Regions from separate parts of the Mus musculus genome. Here all the other regions are linked to region 3. A link is a contact called in ENCODE Hi-C or POLR2A ChIA-PET data. All regions are on one chromosome and are shown on one strand. Each heading gives the region's core, a stretch centred on a gene start or an enhancer-like site at or near the end of the contact. The rest is flanking DNA. Distances are from core to core; before and after follow the strand shown.

What was found. A loop is a pair of places that touch in the nucleus more often than their neighbours do. ChIA-PET counts read pairs that join two places held with the same protein, here RNA polymerase II (POLR2A).
Region 1: POLR2A ChIA-PET joins it to region 3 with 12 read pairs in embryonic stem cell. The contact joins the promoter of Wdr45b here to the promoter of Rab40b in region 3. POLR2A ChIA-PET finds 5 or more read pairs at or near these places in 3 of 5 experiments (Patski and embryonic stem cell).
Region 2: a map of left cerebral cortex shows a loop between it and region 3 (7-fold over the local background). The contact joins the promoter of Fn3k here to the promoter of Rab40b in region 3. A Hi-C loop is called at or near these places in 9 of 37 maps with a recorded cell type or tissue (T-helper 1 cell, gastrocnemius, heart and 2 more). POLR2A ChIA-PET finds 5 or more read pairs at or near these places in 3 of 5 experiments (Patski and embryonic stem cell).

Annotation. Positions count from the first base shown.
Region 1 is chr11:121,352,345-121,356,243 of GRCm38, forward strand. Wdr45b (WD repeat domain 45B) reads right to left here and starts at 2,103. Exons shown (of 10, transcript NM_025793.3): 1 at 1,883-2,103. The coding sequence starts at 1,949. It overlaps Rab40b (Rab40B, member RAS oncogene family), which reads right to left. Exons shown (of 6, transcript NM_139147.3): 6 at 3,777-3,899.
Region 2 is chr11:121,432,932-121,436,735 of GRCm38, forward strand. It overlaps Fn3k (fructosamine 3 kinase), which reads left to right and starts at 2,022. Exons shown (of 6, transcript NM_022014.4): 1 at 2,022-2,198. The coding sequence starts at 2,058.
Region 3 is chr11:121,386,152-121,389,989 of GRCm38, forward strand. It overlaps Rab40b (Rab40B, member RAS oncogene family), which reads right to left and starts at 2,100. Exons shown (of 6, transcript NM_139147.3): 1 at 1,847-2,100. The coding sequence starts at 1,991. It overlaps Mir7236 (microRNA 7236), which reads right to left and starts at 1,053; the gene lies at 994-1,053.

The DNA.
Region 1 (3,899 bases), core at 853-3,352, 34 kb before region 3:
CTGTCTGTCTGTCTGTCTCTCTTTCTTTTTGGAAACAGGATTTCTCTATGTAGCTCTGGCTGTCTTGGAACTTATTCTGTAGACATGGCTAGCTTCAAACTCAAAAGAGATCTGCTTGCTTCTGCCTCCCCACATGCTAGGACTAAAGGTATGTGCCACCACACCTGGATAAAAGCTAATCTCTCTCTCTCTCCTCTCTCTCCCTCTGGTTTTACAAGACAGAGTTTCTCTGTGTAGCCCTAACTGTCCTGGAACTCATATGATGTCCATGAGCCTCTCAGCCCCCACGTGCTGATGCTACATGCGCTTGCTCCTTCACAGTTCCACAATGGGACCAACCCTAACACTGCAACCAGGCCTGGAATCCCGTACTGCTCAAGGCCACCACACTGGAGTCTAACTGCTCTCTTCCCAGAACTGTCTGTGCTTCCACAGGACAATAATACTTTTGCCTATCTCTGTCCGATCTAAAGGAAGGCTTTCCACACTTGTAATGGGCTATGCACATTCTCTCCCTCTTACCTTGGTTTACCTTGGAAATGTTATAGCTTATAGCTATCCTACAGGTTCTGATTATAGTGAACGCATCCCTCAAACTTCTTCAAATGCCTAGCACATGGACTCTAAGAGAATATATGCAAATGGGATGCACAATAGCACTACCTACTTAAAGCACTACCTAACTATAGTCTGTAATAGTAAGATCCCCACCTCAAAAATAAAAACAGCCAGGTGGTGAACATTTTTAAGGAGGTTTAGGGAGTTCCAGGACAGCCAGAGATACACAGTGCCAATTGTCTCAAAAATAAAAATAAACATAAAAATCAAAAAAACTCATCTTCTTAGCCAGGGGCAATAGAGTGAGCATGCAATCCCACTTGCTCCAGGGACTGTGAAGGGAAGATTCCTGGAGCACAGCTTAAGATAAGCTTGAACAGGAGAGCAAGATCCAGTCCCAACAATAACAAAAATCAAGTTAAGTTCACTTTCCAAGACAGTAAGTCATACATTTGCTACAGCACCTCGAAATTTTACATACGGAAAGCTAAGATGTTATAACTCTTAGAAGCCCAGAGTATCAGCCTTTACCCTTTTCCCTTGAGGAGATTTAGAAAAGGGAAGTTAGCTGACATAGTGGCACACTCCTTTAATCTCAGCACCCCGGGAGGCAGAGACAGGGTCAACAGAGTGAGTTCCAGGACAGTGAGGGTTACGCAGAAAAAGCGTCTCGGGGATATAATCCCCACTAAGAGGGGTTCCCGCCCATTATCTTGGAAGCAAGAATACCTTCTCCAAGACCCCAAACTCAAGAGGCAAGAGGCAGTCACGGGAACGCAAATCATGTAAGTCCTTTCATCCTACAGAACAGAAGAAAATACCAGAGGGGAGGGAGAGGCGTACAGCTAAGACATCAAGGCGAAGAACCTACACTCCACGAAGGTGCCAGCCGCAAGAACCACGACAAACTGCCGCCCCGCGACGGGCAGGTCCCGCTACGCCACCCGCTGGCAACGTAAGCGCTGGAGACCCTGACGCCCAGCAGTAAGCCTGCGGGTTCTTAGGTACCCGGTAAAAAAGTGGCACTGCCCGCCGACCCGGGCGGCGGCAGCGCGCGGAGGGGTGGGGTGGGGTGGGTGTTTCTCCCCGCTATGGGTGCCCGGGCTGGAAAGGACCGCGGGGGGGGGGGGTCCTCCCTACAGAGCGGTTCGGAGATTTCCTGAAAGAGCCGCCAGAGTCTGAGCTCTCAGGGCGCGACCGAGTCTCCGGTTAGGGTCCGGGGGACGCTCGCGACAGCTCCGGGGCCCTGCGGTCGCGGTAGCGTTGGGTCGGGGTCTCCCGGAAGGGCTGGGGTGTTACCACGGAGCTGGGCCCGGGGTCTCACCGTGGTCCTGGTTGAAGCCGGCGTACAGCAGCCCGTTGCCGTGAGGGTTACACGGCAGGAGGTTCATGGCGCCGTCGTAGGGACTGTGGCTCCTCAGCACCGCATACCGCTCGCAACCAGGCGATCTCTCCGGTCGCGCGGCGCTAGGGCCGCCGCGGCCGGAAGCCAGGGTCCTGGGGACTTGCGTCGTGCGTGTGTCGTCAGTGCTGCGTCATCAGTGCGCGCGGATCTGTGGGCGCGCGTGCGCGCAACCAGCAAGCGCCGAGGGACAGACGCGTCCACTGCAGGGAAGTAGGTGGCGGGAAGTAGGTGGCGAGGGCTCGCCGGGCGCGTCCATAAGGGGCGGGGCAGGACGCAGCCGAGGGGAAGCTGCGGAGAGAGCTGGGTGCCCCGCACTCACACAAGCAGGGCAGGACTGATGGGACCAAGGACAGGGCAGAGAAGAGACTGCGCCAACGCTCCTGCCCACAACACAGTCTCCTGAAACCCTCACCGCGTTCCCACGATACACATCGTGTTCGACCAGAAGCAGCCTTCGTGTAATGGTACCTGCATTTTCCCCGAGAGACAAACACAGACAGACTATCCCCTATTTCTTCCCGAGCTTTCCCAACCATCTGACACGTCCTCTCACAGACACAAATTTCCAAAGAGACATAATAGGACATAACCTCACAGAAAAGATCCCCAGACCTCGCGACTGTTGTTTGGGGTGCTCTGTTTACAGGGGTCTGGGATGGCTCTGGAAGCTGGTGCTTTCTCCTCTCTACTACAATTCATTCTCTGGTTCCCTCTCTCCTCACTGGCTTCTCCCCTTACCTGTTTACCATCCTTTCCCCCAAATGAAGACTTGTAGCGTCTTAGGATTCAAGAAGCTTAAGCAGAAGGACCCTAGTCCCACACAGCCCACCATTCATCCCATCAGCACTGAAGAGGGGAGGGGAAACCACTTCAGGGACTGTCCTTTCATCTCTCTAGTTATGAACCTAAGAAAGGGCAGCTGAGGCATGAATGTTCAAGCCCTAAACGGTCTCACCATCTGTGAGAACATTTGCACAACAATAAGGTGGCTGTGAAGGTCCTGGCAGGATGTCTTGATAGTTGGCCACTGTCAAGGAGGCCTTGTTCCTTCGGGTTTCACTGGCTTACACACTCACCTGCCTCTCTGGATATCTATTCACCTCATCTCCACAGGGCTGGATGACCCCAGCTTCAGGCCTTCAGTGGCTCAGATGGCTACACTCCTGCTTCTCTAAGGACATTGTTATTATGTATCTGGAGACTCAAAAAATGTTAAGACATTGTAAATCACTAATAAAAACTTAGGGTATCCAAGCTTTATCTTATTTCAGTTTTCCTGTTGTTTAATCTCTCATAGGGTCTAGCTTCCTAAGCAGCAGGACCAGAAGAGAGACCTATACTTGAGCCTTTATAACGCCAGAATGTTGTGGTGGCTTTGTTTTGGTTTTTGGTTTTTGTTTTTTTGTTGGCAAGGAGTGACAAGGGCTTCATCTCTAGGGAAATGTCTGGCCACAGCTCTAACAAACCTCTGACACTTACCAGGAGCCACATGAGAGCGTGTTTCTTTCAGTACTTCCACTTTATCTTGTTGAGACAAGGTCTCATTCTCTAACCCTGGAACTCACGATGTAGCTCCAAGTTGGTCAAAGTATCACAGTAATATTGCTTCAAGCTCCCAAGAACCGGGATACTAGGCATTCGTCATGACATACAGCACTACGTGTTTTCTCTGCATTTCTTCTCTGGGAAGAAATCCTTTCCAAAGATGACATAGGACAAAACTAAGCTTTGGGGTAAACATCATGAAACAGGCAAGGAGACAAGTGCAGAAGAGAGCTGTGCTGTACCTGGATCTAGAAAGAGATACCACGACTCTGTCAAGAGAGGAGCAAGTATCCACTTTATTGAGAAACATAGTCCTTAAATAACTGTTTTTACTTCTCCTTTACTGAAATACCTCTCTCCTTGCTAATCTGTTGAAACAATGCTGGCTTTG
Region 2 (3,804 bases), core at 772-3,271, 47 kb after region 3:
CAAAGCTTTCCTCTGATCTGAGTGGGAAGTCAATGCTGCCTGCAGAAAATGGCCACTGTACTCCTTTCCTCACAGATATTACTGCCTGAAGACTGATCCCCGCAGGGACTGCTCCTACTGAGATCAGTTAAGCCCGCCCTCTTGATTTAGCTGCATACCACAACCCTGCCTACTCGTTCAGCTGTAAATAATAAACACACTGATGTTCTGGGATCTTGAAACTTCTCCATCAGACATCCTTCCCGGCTTTTCTGTGTGTTCATGTGTGTTTTTTCCTTCATTCCCTCACTACCCTAATTAGGTCAGTCCCTGGAGTTGTGTAAGACTCCGCACAGAGGGAAGACACGGACACTGCACTTGGCTTTAGAATCAGGTTAGAAAAGGTCGTTGGGGTAGAACCCTGGCTCTGCAGTCCGCCACTCTGGCTACCATGATTAGGAATGATCAAGCCACATTAGGAGGCCATATCAGTCAATGTTCCTTGCCTGAGTGTGTGCCCAGGTTCCAATCATCCCACATAGCTGCCAGATGCAGGAGTTATTCAAGAGCCTCTAGGGAACCCAGTCTCAGTCTGAGCCCATGACAGGTCACAAGGACCCTGGGGATGGCCAGCACTGACAGGCTTTGCCCCTCTGAGGTATGACAGAGCTCCTAAGATAGGCTCCTCAATGAGGGCTATGCCTACCGAAAACCCATGCAAATGTTATCTCTTCATGTGCTTTGGGCGTCATCTTAGTGTGAGGCTGGTCGATAAAGGAACAGCTGTAGAACTGTCAGCTGGCAGGCCATGAGAAAAACATTGAGCAGCACAGTGCAGCCAGGTCTTCTTGACACATGCTGGGAAGAGTCTTATCCCGCTAGGGCCTGAGACTAGAATTCATAGGATGGAGCCCAAAACCAGACTTGGTTTCATATGTTATGAGCTATGTCTCAGCACTGGGACCCAGGCAAGTTAACTCCTCTATACTTTAGTTTTGTCATAGAGAAGGCAGGAGCTAATTATAGCATCCTCTCAGGATATTTGTGAATGTAGCTGACATTCACTTGTGCCCTGGCACATACTCAAAGCTCAGCAATGGATCTATCCACCCACTAATCTTCCTAGTCCCTTTATAGTCAGCTGGGGACATTGCAGTACAAGAGAGGGACCAGCAGCTCATGGTGGGAGCTGCCATCTGAGGCAACCTCTCCTAAAACACTGAAGGGTTAGCACAGGCTGTCTCTTATATCAGTCTGTGGATGTGTTCTTATATGTATGTGTGTGTGTGCCCATGCATCCATGAGCATATATGTCTGCTGCTTTCCTATCATGGCTGTCTGAAATCCAGAGTTCCACCTACCCTGGGTGGAGTAGGCTGCTGCTATCACACCTCCCACAGTAGCCTCTATCACTCAGCCCTGTGGCATTAAGAGGTGCCACTAGGGCCTAGCCAGGGCACCCCCATGGCTAGGACTCCACCCTTATCTGGACAGTGAGATCTTCTCCATGGGATATCTAAGTCTCTAGGCTATGCCTTGTGTTGCAAGGATAAAGAAGCCCTGACCCAAATCTTTCTGCGCTCTTTCCTGATTCTCCCAGTTATGCAGAGAGCACGGTGCCCAGGGTAGACCCCAGGTGGGTGCAGATGTTCTGGGACTTCACGTGCATTCTGTGAGGACACTCCCTTTCTGTCTCGTGGCTTTACAGAACACCCGCCACCCGGTCTGGGTTCTGTTTCTATAGGGTGTGTTGTTGGAGGAGAAATTCTGAAATGAGCTTAGTAATGAGGGTATCGAGAGCTTTTGCATCCCTCCTTCTCCCACAGCAGCCCCGGGTGGAAATCGCCTTGGAGAGAGAAATTCCTCGCTCTCTTCCCCCTCCCACCCTAGCTCTGGTGCCCAAGAGCATGCAGGGATAGCATGCACCGGAGGTAGCTAGGAGCCAGCAAGCCTGTGTCAGACAATGTTGTGACAGCGCTACGCCCCGCCCCCTGATCCGCCCTCCGCGCGTGTTCCCTTCTGGTCCCCGACTCCCCCTCCTCTGCGTCACCTGACCGCATTCTGCACCTCAACTCTCCATGGAGCAGCTGCTGCGCGCCCAGCTTCACACCACAACACTGCGGGCCTTTGGGAGCTCCGGAGGGGGCTGCATCAGCGAGGGCTATGCCTACTACACTGACAGTGGCCCCGTGTTTGTCAAGGTCAATCGCAGGACACAGGTGCGCTGCCCGGTATACAAGGATAAAGTCTAGGAAGGGGAAAGAGGAATGCAGGATTCTGAGAAGTGGTGGAGGAACTAGACCTGGCGTACCCAACGCTCTGCTGAGGGGTCAACCAGCACTTGCATGCAGGCAGCTTCTTGGGACCAGAGGGTTTCTCTTTGCTGCATGATTATTTTCTTGCTTTTGCTCCCACACAGGGGCTTTAAATTTTCTGTAATCACTGACCATGGGGGAGGTGAGTCTTAGCGGTAAGCTGCTTCTGCCCATGTCTGGTCTCTGCTCTGACCTCAGCTCCTGCATTTTCCCAGCAGGTGAAGAGAGACAGGATTCCCAGGGCTAGGTTAGCACCATCGTTCTCAAAGGCTCTGTTGGTTTCTAGGACGTTTAAGATATCCCCGTTTAAGAATGTATGGAGCCAGGCATACATCTAAACCCTATCACTCTGGTACTTAGGAGGCTGAGACAGGAGGATGGTGAGTTCCATGTCAGCCTGGGCTACATGAGGAGAAGCTGGCTCAAAAACAAAAACAAACTAACAACAACAAAAGAATGCATGGAAAACTGTAAGACAACTGAGGACTGTTAGCTAGAGTCCCTGAGAGCAAGCTGTGCTGGCACAGCATGGTGCTCCCCTTCTGTGGGGGGAGGACTCCAGAGGTTCTGGACTCTGTGGGGAGTAGTTCTGGATAGTGGTTATAGTATCTAGGATGCTCCTGGTATCATTAGAGACGGTGAAGGTAGCACCTCCCTGCTTTCTGTGCAGCGTTGGCCTGGTTTGGAGGTTTACCCTGGAAGCATGGCTGAAGTTTGCAAATGCCCTTCCACAACAGGCTGCTCAGCACATGCCTCTTTGTCCCAAGTGCAGGTTGGCGATTTGAGTGTACCTGTCTGACTTTTCCCCTTGAAAGGGGATTAAGGGGGAAGAATGGTTTACATGTGTGATAATAAATGTTTTGGCTTCAAGTTTCACTTTTAATCAACGATATCCAATTTATTTTGTGTGTATGTATGTATGTGTGTGTGTGTGTGAAAGCTCTGGTTTGCATATTCATGACGTGCGTAGAAGTCAGTGGATAACTTTTGGGGAGTTGGTTCTGTCCTTCGGCCTTATTTTGTGGCAAGGTTTTTCTTGTTTCTGCTGCCACACGGCCTGTTCTAGGCTAGCTGGCCTGAAAGACTCCAGCTGACTGTTTGTCTCCCATCATGTGGTAGGAGGGCTGGGATTACAGATGCACACCACCACATCTGGAACACACTACCACATCTGGATTTTTGGAGATCAAAGCTGGGTGATCAGGCTTGAATGCTTTTACCCACAGTCATCTACTTTTTAATTTTTACAAATGTATGATTCTATATGTAGAAGTGTTCACAAACCCCATGAATAAATGCATGGGGGGGGGGGCTGAGGATGTCATTCATTGTAGAGCATTTGCCTAGTGTGGACAGTCTCCTGGGTTGAGCCTCCCAGCACCACAAATAAATAAGTAAATAAAATGCATGTTTTTAACCAAGGTATAGTGAACAATATGAAAGTTTGCTAAAAATAAGTGGGGGTATTTCTAAGTCACTTAGAAACAAGCCTCTGCATCCCAGAAAAGGC
Region 3 (3,838 bases), core at 850-3,349:
GGGTTTCTCTGTGTAGCCCTGGCTGTCCTGGAACTCAATCTGTAGACCAGACTGGCCTTGAACTCAGAGATCCGCCTGCCTCTGCCTCCCGAGTGCTGGGATTAAAGGCGTGCTGCCACCAATGCCTGGCTCTGAATTCATTTAAATACTGCATGAATACTGAGCACCGGTATTAGATCTACAAAATGAAACTGAGCGTTCCAAACCTCTGAAGTATGGAAATTGCAAAGTGGGCTACAAAACCCGGACATGGAAGAAGAGAGTGGAGCATGAAACCGAGAGTGGAGCATGAAGCCGGGAAGACCGCATCTTCCACTGCCAGAGCACTGAGAGAGACACTCAGAGACTGAGAGAATGTCTTTATAACAAAATAATGACCCAAGCTTCATAACGTTTACCTCACCCCTACTTGTTTATTTTCCTGCTTTTTTTTTTATCTCCCCTCCCTAATTTACTCCCTCCCATTTTGTTTTGTTTTTTTTTCCCCAGACAGGGTCTCATACTGTAGCACAGACTGGCCTCAAACTCATGGCAATTCCCCACCCCCACCCCCCTGCTTCTTGAATGCTGGGATTACAGGTGTGAGCTGCCATACCTGGCTTGCTCTTCCCATGCTCTTTTCTTAGCCCTAAGAGAAATATGTAGTAAATCAAAAAGCCACAATGGCCACAACTACGGCATCAATTCTCCTCAATCTCTTAGACCATGTTGACAACAGAAAACAGACAAAAGCAACAGAAGTGCAGTGGGCCTTGCTCAAGCCAACCAGCAGCAAGTCTGCTCACATGTCATCCACATCTTTCTCTCTGCCCACATCAGTCATTTACTGTGGGACTCACGTCCCCTTTGGGGGCTTGTTAAACGTTTTACTCTTTTGCCTCTGCTGAAGCCTGGGTGTTTCATTGAGCACCAGGACCTGAAGACAGCCCTGTCTTCAGTCACGCCCTTGTTCTCGCAGTAATGCTGTCCAACAGAGCTTTGTCCTAAAGGAAAGGTCTAAATCTGTGCGGTCCAACCTGGTAGTTAAATGGCATTGGACCACACAGTTTTAGGGCCTTGCCTTGTGGCATTGCCAGGGGGCTGGAGATGCAGGAAGCAGTCTGCAAGCCCAAAGAACAGAGGGTGGCAGGCCTCAGGGCAGGGTCTGTATTAGAAAGGTGTGTTGAAACCCCCACAACAACACAATAGGCATTCACTGAAGTCTGTGCACAGCCACAGTCAAAGGGATGGATCACTACGTGACTATTCTTGGATGTTCTGCTCAGGATTCTGCCACTCTGTCTCCTTCCTCTGGGGTGCAAGATCTTAAACTTCAGGCTTCTAGGACACTCACTGCTCACTGCCCTGGAGCCTGAGACGCTCTGGTCTCACCCGTGTCCAGTCTCCTGGACTCCAGTCTCTTAGTTGGGTTCCTTCCTACACCCTAGCCAATTCTACAGGGTCACTTAGATTCCTCTTCCTCCTCTTGGAAGTCCTGTCCACTAGGACACAGAGCTTAGTGCTTGGAATCAAAGGCTGGAGTCTAGTCTTGCTACTCTCTGCTTGCAGTTCCACGCACCAAAAGGTCATAGCCTCAGAGACTGTGGTCTCAGACCTCAGCTCCGTGGACCGCTGTCTCTCTGCCCACGCCTCCTGTAATCCCACACACTTCTCCGAACACGTAGCTAGCACCTGCGATGTCCCTCGACGACCACCCTGAGCTGCTTTGCGGACTCCGTCCACAGAGCGCAGTCTTCCCCAGCATGCGGTTCCTAGCCCTGCCCAGCCGCTCCCGGGACCCACGCTGGAGAGGCCGCTCGCACCGACACCCCAGCGCTGCGCCTCCGGGTGCTGCAGCCGCGCTCACCCGCCGGGTGGCCGTAAGGAGACTCGGCTGCTCCGTCCTGCAAGCTGGCCAGGATCTCTCCCTTGCCCACGTCGCTGTCGCCCACCAACAGGAACTTAAGTAGAAAATCGTAGGCCCGCACCGGGCTGCCCAGGGAGCTCATCATGCCGGCCCAGCCACCCCGCCCATACCGGCCCAAGGCTGCGCGCAGGCGGCGGAGGGTCCCCGAGCGCCGCGGGCCCCTCGAACGCTCCACCGGTCGGGGGAGCTTGACAGCTGAAGAGCCCCGCCCACCTTACCTTGCCATTGGCGAGCCTCAGTTGCTGAGGTATATACACATGCTCATTGGTTAGCAAGCTCGCCCATCTATTTCTTTACGCCTCCGCACCACGCCCACCGCCTCTCCTGGGAGGACTTGTTGCCTAAGCCAATGGAGGTCCGAAGGCCGAGCCAGAAGAAACCGAAGGGGGGGGGAGAGGTTTGCTCCTGCAAACCAATGGAAGAATGGCATAGAGAGGAGGGGCGTGGTCAGTGTTTACTCCCTCCCCTGTATCAGTGCGTAACAGGAGTTGGCTCCAGATTGGTGTGGGAAGTGTTGAATCCCTGCCTGGAAACGAGAATTTGTCCCACAGCTCCACAGAGCTTTGAATGCTAGCGTGAGAGCTTAGCATGTTCATGTGTTCATGTAGGCATCAGATGTAACTAAAGTTACAGGTAGTTGTGAGTTTCAGCACCAAGTGGACACATGGACAAGTGCACCTCTAAAGGTGTCTGCTAGTGGGTGCCTCGAGGTCTCCACGGGTTTCTGTCCATGCATGTCAGTGTGAGTGTGTGTGTGTGTGTGTGCATCGTGTGCCTGTGAGGTTGTTGTCAGAGAGCACATGACGGGGACCTGTCTGTCTCTGATCTCTTTTACCCCAAGGGAGCAGTGAATCTGCTCTCTGTTCAGGAGCACCTCACCAGTGGGAACTAAGTTATTTAGAGTAATCATAGTTTAGCATCCCCGCTACCTACATCTTTATACAACCTGAAGTGGAAGCACCTCTTGCAATCGTGCCTCCTCTCTGTTAAGAAGGATACATTTCCGGATGGAAAAGAAAAAGCAGTGGATGAAAATTACGAAAGCATTTGTGAACATTGTTCTAAGCGCCACAGCTGTGCTGTGATTCAGGACAAGGCCGGTTTGGCTCAGAACAGGCTGGTCTTGGAGCAAGGTGACCGCTGCCTCCCTGCAGGAACACTATCCTTTCAAAGAGTTGACTATAATAAGCTCTAATTACAAGATATGGCTGCCAGTCTAGAATAGGTAATTGAGATAGGGTTTTTCGAGACAGGGTTTCCCTGAGTAGCCCTTTCTGTCCTGAAACTGGCTTTGTAGATCAGGCTGGTCTTGAGATCTGCCTGCCTCTGCCTCCTGAGTGTGGTATTAAAGACATCGGCCACCACTACCCAGCTAGAATGGATGGTCTCGCTGAGCCATTTTTGACTCAGAATACTATCTTTGACTCAAGATTACACTGTTGCTAACCAAGAATACCTGAGCTGTAATTATTTCAGAGGACCATGACATGGCAACAATCGCCCACACAGAAAAACCTTCCTTAGAGAGAGCGCTTTAGAATGTCTGAGTCCAGACAGCCTTTCCCTATTGATTTGCCAACTAAAGCTGCACTAGAGTGTATTAGATAAATTCTACTTTTGCCTTTTTCTGTCACAACTCATATCTCACCAGCCTATCATTGTCATCCATGTGGGATGACAGCATTTGAGGTAAGAGTTTAGCCAGTGTGATGGCTTGCCTGTAATCCTGTGATTGGTAATCTCCTCAACGTGGTAGGATCTGAAATCACCTAAGAATCACACTCCTTGGCATGTCTGTGAGGGTGTTTCCAGAGAGCATTGAGGGAGAAAAGATTAAGTAGCTGCCATCTTACATGAAGATGTACAGACATTAAGAGGTACAAGGAGAAGCAGTATCAACTGACTGCCTTTCTTTCATCTCAACTGTATACA